2 separate regions of the Homo sapiens genome follow, and region 2 is linked to region 1. Evidence: chromatin contacts called from ENCODE Hi-C or POLR2A ChIA-PET data. All regions are on one chromosome and are shown on one strand. Each heading gives the region's core, a stretch centred on a gene start or an enhancer-like site at or near the end of the contact. The rest is flanking DNA. Distances are from core to core; before and after follow the strand shown.

The links. A loop is a pair of places that touch in the nucleus more often than their neighbours do. ChIA-PET counts read pairs that join two places held with the same protein, here RNA polymerase II (POLR2A). Pooled maps may share reads with other maps.
Region 2: a pooled map shows a loop between it and region 1 (3-fold over the local background). The contact joins the enhancer-like site here to the promoter of ATP11AUN in region 1. A Hi-C loop is called at or near these places in 2 of 168 maps with a recorded cell type or tissue (CD4-positive, alpha-beta T cell and heart right ventricle), 5 of 37 single-sample maps with no recorded cell type and 6 of 50 pooled maps. POLR2A ChIA-PET finds 5 or more read pairs at or near these places in 1 of 52 experiments (HEK293).

What each region holds. Positions count from the first base shown.
Region 1 is chr13:112,645,398-112,648,303 of GRCh38, forward strand. It overlaps ATP11AUN (ATP11A upstream neighbor lncRNA), which reads left to right and starts at 1,647. Exons shown (of 3, transcript NR_164109.1): 1 at 1,647-2,201. RefSeq lists an enhancer at 2,353-2,906.
Region 2 is chr13:112,802,158-112,805,406 of GRCh38, forward strand. It overlaps ATP11A (ATPase phospholipid transporting 11A), which reads left to right. Exons shown (of 30, transcript NM_015205.3): 3 at 2,800-2,889. Among named protein-coding and RNA genes, the nearest start is that of ATP11A-AS1, 49 kb to the left of the region's middle. RefSeq lists enhancers at 172-421, 1,248-1,487. Within about 2 kb of position 1,593, at least 2 of the 41 ENCODE cell types and tissues checked have a DNase peak (open chromatin) inside an H3K27ac peak, as active enhancers do.

The sequences.
Region 1 (2,906 bases), core at 397-2,896:
TGGTGAGGATGGCGAGGACACCGAGGACGGCGAGGACACCGAGGACGGCGAGGACGGCGAGGACGGCGAGGATGGCGAGGATGGCGAGGACACTGAGGATGGCGAGGATGGCGAGGACGGTGAGGACGGCGAGGACGGCGAGGATGGCGAGGACACAGAGGACGGTGAGCATGGCGAGGACGGCGAGGATGGCGAGGACGGCGAGGACGGCGAGGACGGCGAGGACACCGAGGATGGCGAGGACGGCGAGGACGGTGAGGACGGCGAGGATGGCGAGGATGGCAAGGATGGCTGGCAGCCAGCAGGGGCTGGGAGAGGGGTGAAGGGTCTTCCCCAGAGCCTGCCAAGGGGGCATGTTTCTGCCTACACTTTGACCTTGGGCATTCGGTCCCCAGAACGGTGAGAGAACGCACTTCTGTTGTGTATACTATGCAGTGTGTGACACTTTGTTACGGCAGTCCTAGGACATGAACTCAGGAGGCGTCAGTGACTGGCCAGGGTGTCCTTTCCAAGAAGGTTTTAAAGCAGGACAGTGTCTCAGCTCAGGAGGAAACATCTAAAATGGTGAAGGCGTCGGACCAGCTACTCAGCAGGTAGAAATCATATCTCAGAATGCAAGAAGAGAATTTGAGAAAACTGCTTTGATCTGCAGGTTTTGAAGGAACGGTGGGCATTTTGATGTCACTTTTCTGAGCAATTGTGCTCAAGGCGACCATGTAGACATGGGAAGGCATAACTGTCTGTTTCTAAGCACTGCTGGTAACAGACACCCCTGATCAGACAACCCGATCATTCCTCATCCCAGACCTCCCCCTTTTCCCTGCTAAGGAGATGCTGGCCAGGGAAGAGGCGAATTCACTCAATAATTCAGCAAAATAACTCGATGACTTTTTTTTTTTTTGAGACGGAGTCTCACTCTGTCACCCAGGCTGGAGTGCAATGGTGCCGGCTCGGCTCACTGCAACCTCCACTGCCTCCCAGGTTGAAGTGATTCTCCTGCCTCAGCCTCCTGAGTAGCTGGGACTACAGGAGCCCGTCACCACGGCTGGCTAATTTTTGTATTTTTAGTAGAGACAGGGTTTCACCATGTTGGCCAGGCTGGTCTGGAACTCCTGACCTCAGGTGATCTGCCCACGTCGGCCTCCTAAAGTGATTTAAAAAGGAAATATTCCCTCCTCCCCACTTTCATCTGGTTGTTCACATACTAATTCTGAGAAACACAGCCATTGCACTTTGATACTAATTATTCCATTTCTTACAATCTTTAACCAATACTCTGACAAATTGTTAATTTAAGAAGAATTTGCAAAGCAAGTAACCCTACTATGTTTTTTAAAAGGCAGACAAGAAAAGAGTGTGTGAAAGTGTCTCTTACTGTAACCTGCCCTGGAAGGGTAAGCCTTTTAAAATCACAGCCTAACACACCTGAATTCTGCATCGAGAACTTCAGCTTTCTGTGGTGTGTGACCGTATAATACAAGCTACATATGGTGGTGACCTACCAGTTTGGGTTGAATTAAATATTGAAAGCAAACTCCAGAAATATCTAAAAGGAAACACACCAGCAATATTGTATTGATTGTGGTAGGCTGCTTAATAATTAATTCCCTCACCTCAGTTTTTGAATGTTGTTCTGTTTATGCCTCAGTATCAAAAACAACTGAGAAAGGGGCCGCAGCTCCGGCCTTCATCTGCTATTGCAAATTCGGAGCAGGGTGCTACTGGGGGGTGGGGGAGTAAAGAGAACGGGCCCTTTCTTCGTGTGTCCACTTCGTAGGAACCCAGGCAAGAGTACCCAAGCAGACCTCTGCTTAAAGCAAAAACAGACTGAAGTTGTTTTCCCCTCAACACGGTGACCATCCCCAGGTTTAGCAGAGAGAATCTAAACAATGACCCTTGCAAACACAGCAAGGATACCGACAAACGCTGGAAAGCTCAGCTGTGGAGTTTTAGTCGTGGCTGAGTTTAGGTGGCCTTGCTTCAACGCCATCAGGGTTTTGAACACCGTCGGGGGGAAGACGCCAGTCTGCTCAAGTGGTGCCCAAACCAGAAATGCCAGTGTCATGTCCACGTTTCCGCTTCTTCGGAGAAGGGACCTGTCTCACACGTCCAGCCAGAGCTTCTGAGCTGGAGATGCAACCCTGCGACAGAGAAGCCCTGGTTTGTAATCATACCGAGCTTGGGCAAGGAGGCCGGAAAAGGTAGGTTCTATGTCTTGGGTGGGGCCTTGCTTAATTCTTTTTTGTTGTTGTTGTAGTTTTGAGATGGAGTTCCACTCTTTCACCCAGGCTGGAGCGCAATGGCACGATCTTGGCTCACTGCAACCTCCACCTCCTGAGTTCCAGTGATTCTCCTGTCTCAGCCTCCCAAGTAGCTGGGATTACAGGCATGCGCCACCATGACCGGCTAATTGTTGTATTTTTTAGTAGAGACAGGGTTTCACCATGTTGGCCAGGCTTATCTCAAACTCATGACCTCATGATCCGCTTGCCTCAGCCTCCCAGAGTAGTGGGATTACAGGCGTGAGCCACCGTGCCACGCCTCCTTGCTTAATTCTTAAAAGGCCTGATTGAGTTACGGATTTAACAACTGAATTCGTGAAAATAATCTCACTGGAAGGATTTTGCCAACAGGAAGAGTTCGGGATTGTTCATGGGCATTTTTTGTTTTGTTTTGTTTTCCTCATCACATGCAAAGCCTTCCTTGTTCCACCCACAGATGGGAGATGGAGACGAGTCTTTTCCTGACCAGGTTGTCAAGGCTCACGGGGGGCACACAGACCCTTCGGTCAGCTCCTACCTGCAGCCGGGAGCGGTACTGAGTGCCCAGCTTCAGGTTTCACGGATCTCGCAATGATCCTGACAGGCGCAGCAGCAGGGGGCCCAAGCAGGGTGGTGACTGCCCTG
Region 2 (3,249 bases), core at 343-2,842, 160 kb after region 1:
CACGATGAAACCCCATCTCTACTAAAAATACAAAAAAAATTAGCCGGGCGTGGTGGTGGGCGCCTGTAGTCCCAATTACTCAGGAGGCTGAGGCAGGAGAATGGCGCGAACCCAGGAGGCAGAGCTTGCGGTGAGCCGAGATCGCGCCACTGCACTCCAGCCTGGGCAACAGAGCGAGACTCCGTCTCACAAAAAAAAAAGAAAAGAATAGACAAATAGATCAATGAAACATCATAGAGAGCCTGGGAGTAGATCCACCCAGTAAATCCACCCAGATAGTCAACCCATTCACCCAGATAGTCAACCCATCTTTGACAAAGGAGCAAAGGCAATTCAGGGCAGACAGAAAAGCACTATTTCTTTTCAACAAATAGTGCTAGAAAAACTGGACATGCAAAAAAAAAAAAAAAAAAAAACCCAGCAACAGTGACTCTAGACAGTGATCACACACCGTTCAAGAAAATTAGCTCAAAGTGAGTCATAGACCTAAATGTAAAATGTATAATAATGAAACTTGTAGAAATGTAGGAGAAAGTCTAGGTGACCTTGGGTTTGGCAACAAGTTTTTGGATAACACCAAAAACACTGTTCATGAAAGGAAAATTGATAAGTTGGACTTCGTGAAGATTAAAAACTTGAGCTTTGCAAAATACAGTTAAGAGAATTAAAATATGAGCCACTGACTGGGAGAATAGATTTGCAAAACACACATCTGATAAAAACCTGGTATCAAACAACACATGGAAAATAAGGGTGTTTGGATGGGTAGGGCGGGATGACCTAGGGAGGACATGGAAAGTTAGTTTCTTTTTTAAAACTCCAGAGACTCTCTTCTGGAGCTCCCCTTGCCTTTTTTATTACAGTCAACCTGAGATGGGAACTGAAAATATGGCCGTAGTTGTCATGAACTGGGGGGAGCCACTACTCTGTTTTTACCCTCATTAAGGAACTTTATTGTGAAAGGTAAAATCACTTTGTAAATGTGAATTAGAATAGAAAATGGAAATTCCTTATATACTCTCTAAGCCACTGGAAACTTGAGGCAGAGAAGTTTTAAAAGACGCACATGGATTTCCTCTGAAATATTTGTAAACACCAAATTCAGAACATGTTGGTTAGTTTAGGACCATACCAGGCTTTAGTTGTTACATTGAATTGTAAATAACTTATATTCATGAGCCTGGAATTAAAGAAATTCTTGGTATGAGAATTTGACAACTACTTCTGGCTTCCAGGAGCCAGAACCCACCTTCGAATGGGATTTTGAAATAAGCCCCGTTGAAGAGACACACAGATGGCAGAGGCCGCAGCACAGGCTGTGAGACCTTCTTCAGGTTTCGGTAGACTGTCTTCATTACGGCGTAAAAACATGTCAGATGAAATTTCAGAAACTATTTCCAAACTCAGTGAAGGTTCGTGACATCTGGGACGTTGTTGTTTTCAACACAGAAGTTGAATGAAACTGCTACAGAAGCAAAATGAGAAGTGTGGAGAGGAGATGCTGTGGTGGCTGGGCATTCTCCCTCCTTCCCCTCCCTCCCCTCCTTCTCTCATTCCCCTCCTTCCCTCCCTGACCTCCTTCCCCTCCTTCTCTCATTCCCCTCCTTCCCTCCTTCCTCTCCCTCCCCTCCCTGCCTTACTTCCCCTCCCTCCCCTCCTTCCTCTCCTTCCCCTCCTCCTCCTTCCTCTCCTTCCCCTCCTTTTCCTCCTTGCTTCCCTTCCTTCCCTCATTCCCCTCCTTCCCTCCTTCACCTCCCTCCCCCCATCCCCTCTCTGCCCTCCTTCCCCTCCTTTTCCTCCTTTCTTCCCTTCCTTCCCTCATTCCCCTCATTCCCCTCCTTCCCTCCTTCACCTCCCTCCCTGCCATCCCCTCTCTGCCCTCCTTCCCTCCTTTTCCTCCTTCCCTCCTTCACCTCCCTCCCCCCATCCCCTCTCTGCCCTCCTTCCCCTCCTTTTCCTCCTTCACCTCCCTCCCCCCATCCCCTCTCTGCCCTCCTTCCCTCCTTCACCTCCCTCCCTGCCATCCCCTCTCTGCCCTCCTTCCCCTCCTTCCCTCCTTCACCTCCCTCCCCCCATCCCCTCTCTGCCCTCCTTCCCTCCTTCACCTCCCTCCCCCCATCCCCTCTCTGCCCTCCTTCCCCTCCTTTTCCTCCTTCCCTCCTTCACCTCCCTCCCCCCATCCCCTCTCTGCCCTCGTTCCCCTCCTTCCCTCCTTCACCTCCCTCCCCCCATCCCCTCTCTGCCCTCCTTCCCCTCCTTTTCCTCCTTCCCTCCTTCACCTCCCTCCCCCCCATCCCCTCTCTGCCCTCCTTCCCCTCCTTTTCCTGTCCTTCCCCCTGAGGCCTCAAAGCCCCTGTGCCTGAGCTGTGGACAAGAAACACGCCTGCCTCAGAAGCTGCCTGGAGCTGGGTGAAGGCTTCCATTCAGCTCGCTGTCATGCTCTCACTCAGAGGAGAGATCATGCAGAAATTACTGAAGTAAAATGCTAATGTGTTGAGTTAATGATCACAGGTTTACGTTTTATAAAAGACATCTTAATAATCAAACTATTGTTGAGCTACCTTGCGTTTTATCTTGAATTCTCTGGAGTTAGGTAATTTACATACGTGTTTCAGAGTACACACTTTGTTTAAGCTGTCTTAGCTGTCAACAAACACTCTAAATTATGAATTATGAGTTTTATATCTAAAGCTAAACATTTTGTACTGTAAAATCCAGTGCTACTTACTATGCCCTAGAGTAACACTACAAGAGTAAAATCTGATCTCAATGATGGATGTTTGTTTTTCTTTTATGCAGTACACATTTTGGAACTTTATACCCAAGAATTTATTTGAACAATTCAGAAGAGTAGCCAACTTTTATTTCCTTATCATATTTCTGGTGCAGGTAAGGCCGGTCATTGTTTTCCATCTCATCACATATAAATCTAAATAAGTGACATTTTATTCTCAGGTAACTGCCACACGGCTAATGAAAGAGCAAGGACATGGTGCCCCTCACCTATGATTAATTTATTTATTTTCTTAAGGAAGGGCAAAATGTCTTGGTTCTGTGAGATCCACACAAGCTAAACTACACACGACGCTACTTTGGGTTTAAGTTGGTGACAGCCTTTCCTGCCCCTTTCCTTCTAGTACCAGAGGGGAAATCAGAGCTTTGTCATCATTTGGACAAGTTCACTGCCAAGCTATGCATCGTTACACTTAATTTACTCTTCCTAAGTGTGTGTGGATGCTCTAAAGAAAA